Regions from separate parts of the Mus musculus genome. Here regions 2 and 3 are each linked to region 1. Evidence: chromatin loops called from intact Hi-C (ENCODE). Cell type or tissue: gastrocnemius. All regions are shown on one strand. Region 1 overlaps Xpnpep2 (X-prolyl aminopeptidase (aminopeptidase P) 2, membrane-bound). Region 2 has its middle 44 kb from the start of Apln. Region 3 has its middle 15 kb from the start of Apln.

The links. Hi-C counts contacts between places; a loop is a spot of excess contacts. Peaks named below come from ENCODE experiments on the same cell type or tissue, not always from the same donor. Only the 100,000 strongest peaks of a DNase experiment are listed, where the experiment ranks them.
Region 2: it touches region 1 in a loop (11-fold over the local background); 12 of 42 quality-filtered maps call a loop at or near these places.
Region 3: a loop joins it to region 1, with 8 times the contacts of the local background. A loop is called at or near these places in 12 of 42 quality-filtered maps.

Annotation. Positions count from the first base shown.
Region 1 is chrX:48,123,381-48,125,880 of GRCm38, reverse strand. It overlaps Xpnpep2 (X-prolyl aminopeptidase (aminopeptidase P) 2, membrane-bound), which reads right to left. Exons shown (of 21, transcript NM_133213.2): 11 at 1,953-2,042; 12 at 1,156-1,265; 13 at 459-536. Among named protein-coding and RNA genes, the nearest start is that of Xpnpep2, 16 kb to the right of the region's middle. In gastrocnemius, a CTCF peak has its summit at 961; a DNase peak (open chromatin) is centred at 981; H3K4me3 peaks cover 422 bases; H3K27ac peaks cover 311 bases.
Region 2 is chrX:47,989,111-47,991,610 of GRCm38, reverse strand. No RefSeq gene overlaps it. Among named protein-coding and RNA genes, the nearest start is that of Apln, 44 kb to the left of the region's middle. In gastrocnemius, no CTCF peak of the experiment used is centred here; no DNase peak of the experiment used is centred here.
Region 3 is chrX:48,018,710-48,021,209 of GRCm38, reverse strand. No RefSeq gene overlaps it. Among named protein-coding and RNA genes, the nearest start is that of Apln, 15 kb to the left of the region's middle. In gastrocnemius, a CTCF peak has its summit at 1,086 (motif pointing left); a DNase peak (open chromatin) is centred at 1,087.

The DNA.
Region 1 (2,500 bases):
AAAAACAAAAACAAACACCACCACCACTACCAACAACAAAACCCTCCAAAAAACCACCAACCAAAAAAAAAAAAAAAACAAAAAAACGAAAAACAAAACAAAAACAAAAACCCAAGTCAATAAAACTATTTCTGAAAAAAAAAACAACCATAAAAATTTCACAGAAAGAGTTTCTAACAGAAACTGTGCTTTCCTTGAACCCTAAAGACCCCAGAAGCACTCAAGCACTCCCCAAATCCCTGCTTTTTGGGAACAAAAGCCATTCTCAGACCTATTAATTTCAAGGAGATTTCGAATGGCAAAGGAGTCCCTCCCTTGACTACCCACAGTCCTGAAGGCCCCAAACCTTAAATGTTGACTCAAAGCTCAGAACATTCCCTTCCCAACCCAGGTCCCCTCTACTCACAACCATGACCCCTGGTCACAAGCACTGTAGAAACTTCTTTGTTCTGAAGTACCTGTAATGGGCCAGGGCGGCATTCAGGCCACTAGCAGAGATGGTTTCAAAACTGGGTCCAGAGGAGAAGTTTTCATTCCTAGGCAAGGCAAGGTAAGGAATGGGCAGAGAATGGCGCACGGACTAGGCTGTGACTAGGATATGTCGCACAGCAAATGCCCAGCTGCCTTCACCCCAACCTGACTCCATTTACCTCTCCCTGCCCCACCTCTGCCAGCTTTGTCCTGTCACATATACAGAGAACACTCATGCACAGAGAAGGATAGATTATGGACACCAATTCTTGACCTTTGCCTCTACTTTCCTTACGGGAGAGAAGAAAGGCAATTCCCTGTATCTGAGAAACATCCCACCCATGTGCTATGTCTTGCACCTCAAACATAGATGCTATGCAAGCTGCCTCAAGAAGCCTTCTTTCTACTGGAAGCTCCTAAGAGTCCCAGGGGCCCCCTGGCCTAAGCAGGCCTTTCCCAGGGAGAAGGAGCTGTGTCTGAGGCGTTCGCTAGGGGGTGCTGTTGGGTTGTCCCCACTTTCAGCAGGGCTGGAGAATATCCTCCAACACCCCAAGCACCGCTCCCAGACCACCCACGAACCTGTCAATCTCACTTCCAAATACAAGCATGATCTTTATTCTTCCTAAGGGGACTAATTACTCCTCACTTCCCCACCCCCGCACCAAAAGATAATAAGTCCAGTACCGTCGTAACTCATCAATGTATTCTGCCCCAGAAAACTCATCCACCGTGCCTTTGGGCACGTTCTTCTCCAACCAGACCAAGTACTGGATCACAGCCACAGCGTCCCGCACCTGAAGCCGGAAGAGTGACTAAGGCTGGCCGAAATGGCAGCCTCCTCGCTTAGGGAAGACGATCAGATAGCTGCCCTGCAACTGAGTGCTTTAAAAACATGACAATTTTACTGGCTACTGGATAGCAAAAGGATTCTCATTAATGTTTATATCTAATCAGAGTGTGCTCATGTTTTTAAAAGCCTTCTTATCTTTAGAAATACTCACTGAAGCAGTGACAGTTGAAATGATAGAATATGTGGGATACGCTTTAAAATAATCCAGCAGCAAGGGGTGGGACAGGAGGGTCATGCTCGGGGGTGTGGGTGGGGTGTGGGTGGTGTTACAGATGAAACAGCTTTGGGCAAGACTTGATTATTGAAGCTGGGTAATGGTGACAGGGAATCTTAGGATATTTTCTGTTCTGTAGTGTATGTTATTATTATTTTTTTAAGAAAAAAATATTTTATCCTAATGTCTAAAAAGTGAGTCATCCTCTTGCCAGGCAGGAAATTGTTACATCTAACACTTATTTAATACAGGCAGTGTTCAAAGCAATGCAATCACCACATGTGATATCTACATATCTATATAAATATAGAGATATTTGTTGTTTCTTGCTTTTTTTTTTTAGAGTCTTCCTTAAGCATTTTCTGTCTAGGAGGCTAACCCATGAAGCAGACCTCCCAAAGGGCCATATGGACTTACGTGGCTGCTCTTCAAAAGGGCCTGCTCCTTGCTGTTCTTCACAGCCTTGATTAACATCACTGGGGAGTAGGTGTCTGTCACGAGTTTCTCCTGTTGAGAACAGGGACCGAAAGATGCACTAGATGCACTGTCCAAGATAAGCAGTGCTTACAAAGGACATAGAGCAAGTCCCACTGGGGCGAGACTGTAAGACTTGCTGATCTCTTTGACCAGGCCCTCTCCTTTGGCTATTTTCTGGATAGGCAGGACTTTCCTACTTTTCTGCCTATGGGTTTCCTTGGTGAGCACTGTCCTGGTACCAGCAGTCAGGCCTGGCATGCTAGAGTCCACAGGTTGTTCTAGCAGTCAAAGTTTCTTATACATATCAGAGAGGTTACCAGCCCCCAGGCATATACTTTGTCAGCCAACAGACTTCACAAGTGCTATATCCTTGAAGTCTGCAACACTCCTGTAAGTGTTCAACTTCATTACCATTTTAAAGAAACAGAGATCTAGACTGACTGAGCTACTTGTCCAAGGTCACTGCACGACCCTTTAGAAAAAGAGCT
Region 2 (2,500 bases), 130 kb after region 1:
CCATACCAGTTCACACCCCACACACTATTTAAGGCTTCTCTCCCCATATTCTATCTAGGATTAAAAAAAAACCCTTAGTTTTTATTTTGTATGTATGGGTATTTACCTGCCTTTCTGCATGTGTACCGTATGCATTCCTAGTACCCGTGGAGTCTAGAGGAAGGTGTTGGATCCCTTGTAGCTGGGGTTACATAGGTGGCTGTGAACTGCCACATTGGTACCTGGTTTTCGGTAAGAACAGAGAGTGCTCTCACCACTGAGCCATGTTGCTAGCCCCAAGATTTGTTTTGTAATAGCCCCTCTAACTGGGTTGAGATGGAATCTCAAAACCAGTTTTAATTTGCACGTTCCTGATAGCTAAGGATGCGGGATACTTGTAAAACATATTTATTGGTCATTTGTATTTCTTGTTTTGAGAATTGGCTATTCATTAGTTCATTAGTGCGCATATTAATTGAGGTGAATTTGAGGGGGTTGGTGTTTACTTTATACATGCTAGATAGCCATCCCCTGTTGTCTAATGGATAGTTGGCAAAGACTTTCTCCAATCCTGACTCTGGTGATTGTTTCTTAATTTTATGCAACCCAGTTTGTCAGTTCTCCGTATTGAGTCCTGGACTATTAGTGCCCCTTAACGAAAGTCGATGCCCAAGTCCCTGTCTTTTACCTATGCTTTCCTATAGCAGTTTCAAAGTTCCAGGTCTTACGTTAAGGCCTTTTATCCACTTTGAACTTTTGTTTGTATTAGGGTGAAGGATGAGAATCTAATTTCATTCTTTTACATGTGTGACCTAGTTTCCCCAGGACCATTTGTTGAAGAAGTTGACTTTTTTTTTCCTAGTGTATGGTTTTGACACCCTTGTCAAAAATCTGGTAGCTTATAGGTGCTTTGGTTTATTTCGGGGCCAGTCTTCTGTTCTAATCCTTTGGTCTATATGTCTTTTGTTGTGTGCCAGTGGTGGTGGTTGCTGGATGGATGAGTTTGAGTTCTTCCAGTTACTGGTATATGTAAAAGCAAAGAAGCACATTTGGAGGAGTATAGGGCATTTGGTCTGTTGGGGGCATAATGTGGATTCAGGGTAACAGAATGAGATGAAGACGAGGGCCAGGAGGCATTAAGGCAGAGATAGGTCTTGTGTGTCCCGTGAGAAGCTTGGACTTGATTCCTGGGTGAGCAGGGATTTCATGGTGTTGAGTAGTAGTGACAATGGCCATGTCTGAATGTCTGTAAGTTCCTTTTGGCTGCTTTGTAAGGGATGCTGGGCTGTGAAGCTGGTCTGGTTGCTAGGTTTAGAAACAAAACAAATGGGAAAAAAAGAGAAACAAACAAAATGAAACACAGATGGTCCAGTTACATTTGAACTTTACAGAGAGAATGCTTTAAGTGTGTGACCCAAATGTAGTACAAGGTAGAAACTGATTCTATGTACCTGAGATTCAAATTCAACTAGGTGGCTTGTACTCTGTCTGTCATCCCAGTCTTAGATTTATCACAGAGAGATGATGGTTAGTGGCTTGGGCTATGATGGAGAGAGAGAGTTGAATAGAAGTGGGAAAGAACTTGGAATGACAAGGATGTGGGATCATGAAAGAGAAGGAGGTGTCAAACATGACAGTGTCCACTTTTGTCCCTTGGCAGCCTGCTGGTAAAGAGCCTAAGGTGAGATCCTTTGACTCAGCCATGCCTGGGGAAGGTGCTCCAGGCTGAATTGCTCAAACCCTTCCAAATCACTAGCCTTCTTCCACGGCTCACCTTACAAACAAAGCTACTTGTGACCAAACCCCTTCCACTCAGAGAACTGACATGGGACTGTCACAGTGTGGTTCCTCAGGATGGACATGCAGTCCCTCCAGGTGTCTAGGCTGGCCACCACAACAGATGACTGCCCAGTTCTCCAATACATTCCTGTCCCTTCTAGAGTCACAAGAAGTCAAAAAGAACCATGGATCTCCTCCACAGAGGAGATTGGGAGAATGTACCAAGAAGCAATTCTTGAGACTCAAAGAATGGGAAGTGAGAGAAAACCAGGTGGCATCAGGGGACCTTGTGGGCTGGCACTTTTGACTGGTCTCATTACCAGGGTTGTTAGGAATAAGCCAGGTTTAGCAATTTGTCTTCAATAGGCCAACTGAACAAATAAGGAATAGTGAAAATTTGCAAGAGAAAAGGGTTTTACATATGTATTCAATGCACAAGTCCTTAAAAAAAAAAAAAAAAGTCTGAGCCAGGCAGTGGTGGTGCACGCCTTTAATCCCAGCACCGGGGAGGCAGAGGCAGGCAGATTTCTGAGTTCAAGGCCAGCCTGGTCTACAGAGTGAGTTCCAGGACAGCCAGGGCTACACAGAGAACCCGTGTCATGAAACCTCCCCCAACCCCTGCAAAATAATAAAACCAGAAAAGGACAGAAAGGCCTGGTGCCTATGCCTCCCCATGTTCATCTTCTGGGTACTGTCAAGTAGATTTAAATAGAGGACTAGAGATATGGATAACTAAGCAATG
Region 3 (2,500 bases), 100 kb after region 1:
ATTAGAGCGCGTCTCATGAGCCATGCACAGAGCGCCACCTGCTTTGACTTAGTCTCCATCACAGTCCCATCCTGTAGCAGAGAAGACAGAGGCATTGAAAAGCTAAGTCACCCACTCGTTTGAGGGTCTCGCATGGTATGTGCAAGAGAACTCAGAGGATCGAGGTGGTATTGGAATCTTTCTGGGCCTCAGTTTTATCCTTTCTGAAATGAAAATCATAGTCCTTTGCAGGCCGGGAGTATACCTCAGTGGTGGAGTATATGCTTAGCATATATTAGGTCCAGGATTCCACGCCCCTCAAAACTGGGAATCTTTTTGGGGGGGGGTTGAGACAGGGTTTCTCTGTGTAGTCCTAGCTGTCCTGAAACTCACTCTGTAGACCAGGCTGGCCTCGAACTCAGAAATCCACCTGCCTCTGCCTCCCAAGTGCTGGGATTAAAGGCGTGCGCTACCATTGCCGGGCCAAAACTGGGAATCTTAACATTTTTCAAATGTATATTGAGTGCCTATGATGTACCACATTCCTTATGAGTTAGAGGGATATAAATGCTCAGGGCTTCTAGGCAGTTTTTCTGGGGACCATGGGGATGTTGGAGGAGGCTTGGGAGATGGGACCTCAGGAATGAGTCTGGAACAAGAAGGAGGGAGGCCTTTGTAGAAGAAGCCCAGAGCTCCTGTAGAAACACTGAGGCAGGAAGGGGAAGACATGACTTCTTCTTAAAGCCATTTTACAAAGAGGAGAGGTTGTGAGAGGCTGTGTGACTTGCCCAATGAGAGATTCCATTGAACTCCTATAGGGACTCCTGCCCTAGACTGGGAAGGTAGAGTACTTGATGATAGCTAAGACATTGTCTTCTGGCAATCTGCTCAAATGCTCTTATCAATTTTACCAATTGCTTAGGAAAGGTAGTGCCCCTCCCCTTACAGAAGTGGGTGGTTGAGTGCACCTGGGCCAACTTTCAGGCTGGCAGGATACTCTGCAAGCTTCTAAATTCTGCAATCCTAGCCAAAGGTTCAGCTCTTCTATCTCCAGTACGCTTGCTCAGTTTTGGGGGGAGAAATGTAGCATGAGAGGCTTCCCCCTGCTGGCGACGTGTGGGAACTGCAGAGAGTTTTTCCCCTTCTCGGAGCTCCGCACCTGCTAGTGAGCTTTTGCATGGCTACTCTGCTGTTTGCTTCAGATGGGATGCTTCTTCCAGTGAACTCTGTGTTCCCACTGGTCTCTCCCCTATCAGTTTTCTGTTACCCTCAAGTGCCAGAGGGAAGTTTCATCACTTCTGCAGGCAATAGCAGTAACATAACATTATTGTATGTGTTCCTGGAAGATCTCTCCGAGTGTGTCTAGTCTCTGGTCTCCTCTTTGCCCCTGTCTGCACTGGTGAAGTTGTATAGGGTGTTTCTGCCCAGAGAACACTCTGATTAATGGACATTGCTGTGCCGTGACGGTTATCCAGTATTTTCAAGGTGTTACTCCGGATACTCCACACTCCCAGCTACAGATGTTCATCTAAACCCAGAGCTTTAGGAGGCCACGGGCATCACTCCTGTTTCCAAGCCTCTTCTAAGTGGCTAAAAATGTCGTCCCAATTCCGGATTCTCCGCTGGGGTGTCCGCAGCGCCACCTGGAGAAGTCAAGTCAAAGTCCATAACGGGAAGGGGAAACAGTGGAACCAGGACCAAATGCTGTGGTTCCCTCTCTTTCGTGTACCAGGGTGCCGCTGACCTACGGCTGGGAGTCACGCTTACCCTCAGGGCATCCACGCATAGGGCAGGAAGGGGAAGGCAGAGCCCAGGTTGGGGGAACCTGTTTGGTTCGAAGTGAGTGGCGAGGGTCCAGAGGGTCTGGAGGAGAGAACTTCCTCCAGAGATTAGGCGCATGGCTTTCCCTGCTGCGATCCTTAATGAAGAGCCGCTCCTTGCTTGTTCATACTGGTTTATTTGATGATGGATGTGAATGCATACACTTTATTTAGGGTGAACCAGGGGTTAAATACCTTTTGCGGAAAGGAATGTCCAGGAAGAGCTCATTGGCTGAACGTTGGGGGGCTACCTAGATACCCCAATAGCATAGAGAACTCCTGGTGTTTATGCTACTTGATCTGTGGTCCTCAGTGGGGTGTTGTGGGGTGTTCTAGAGCAGGTAGAGGCAGGTAGGGAATGGCTCCACTCCCGCTGTTCTCATTTCTGAGAGTCCAGGGATTTGAGCTCATTTAACCTTATCGTTCTTCTGCCTGTCTGGCTACAAGGTCCCACATATCCTACATAAAAATACTAGCCCACCTTGCCCAATCTCAGCAAGCAAAATCCCCTGGTGAGGTCATTAGCTGAGTTGAGTATCTGAGCCACTACATTGGGACTGAAATGTCAGATCAGAGTCTAATGAATCCCCGAACCTGACTCAAAGGGAAACTGGATGTGACCAGAATGACGGGAGCTCAGGAAAAGCCCATTCAGTTTCTAGAAATGAGCTTCAAGTAAGAGCTCATTGCAAAGAGTCGCT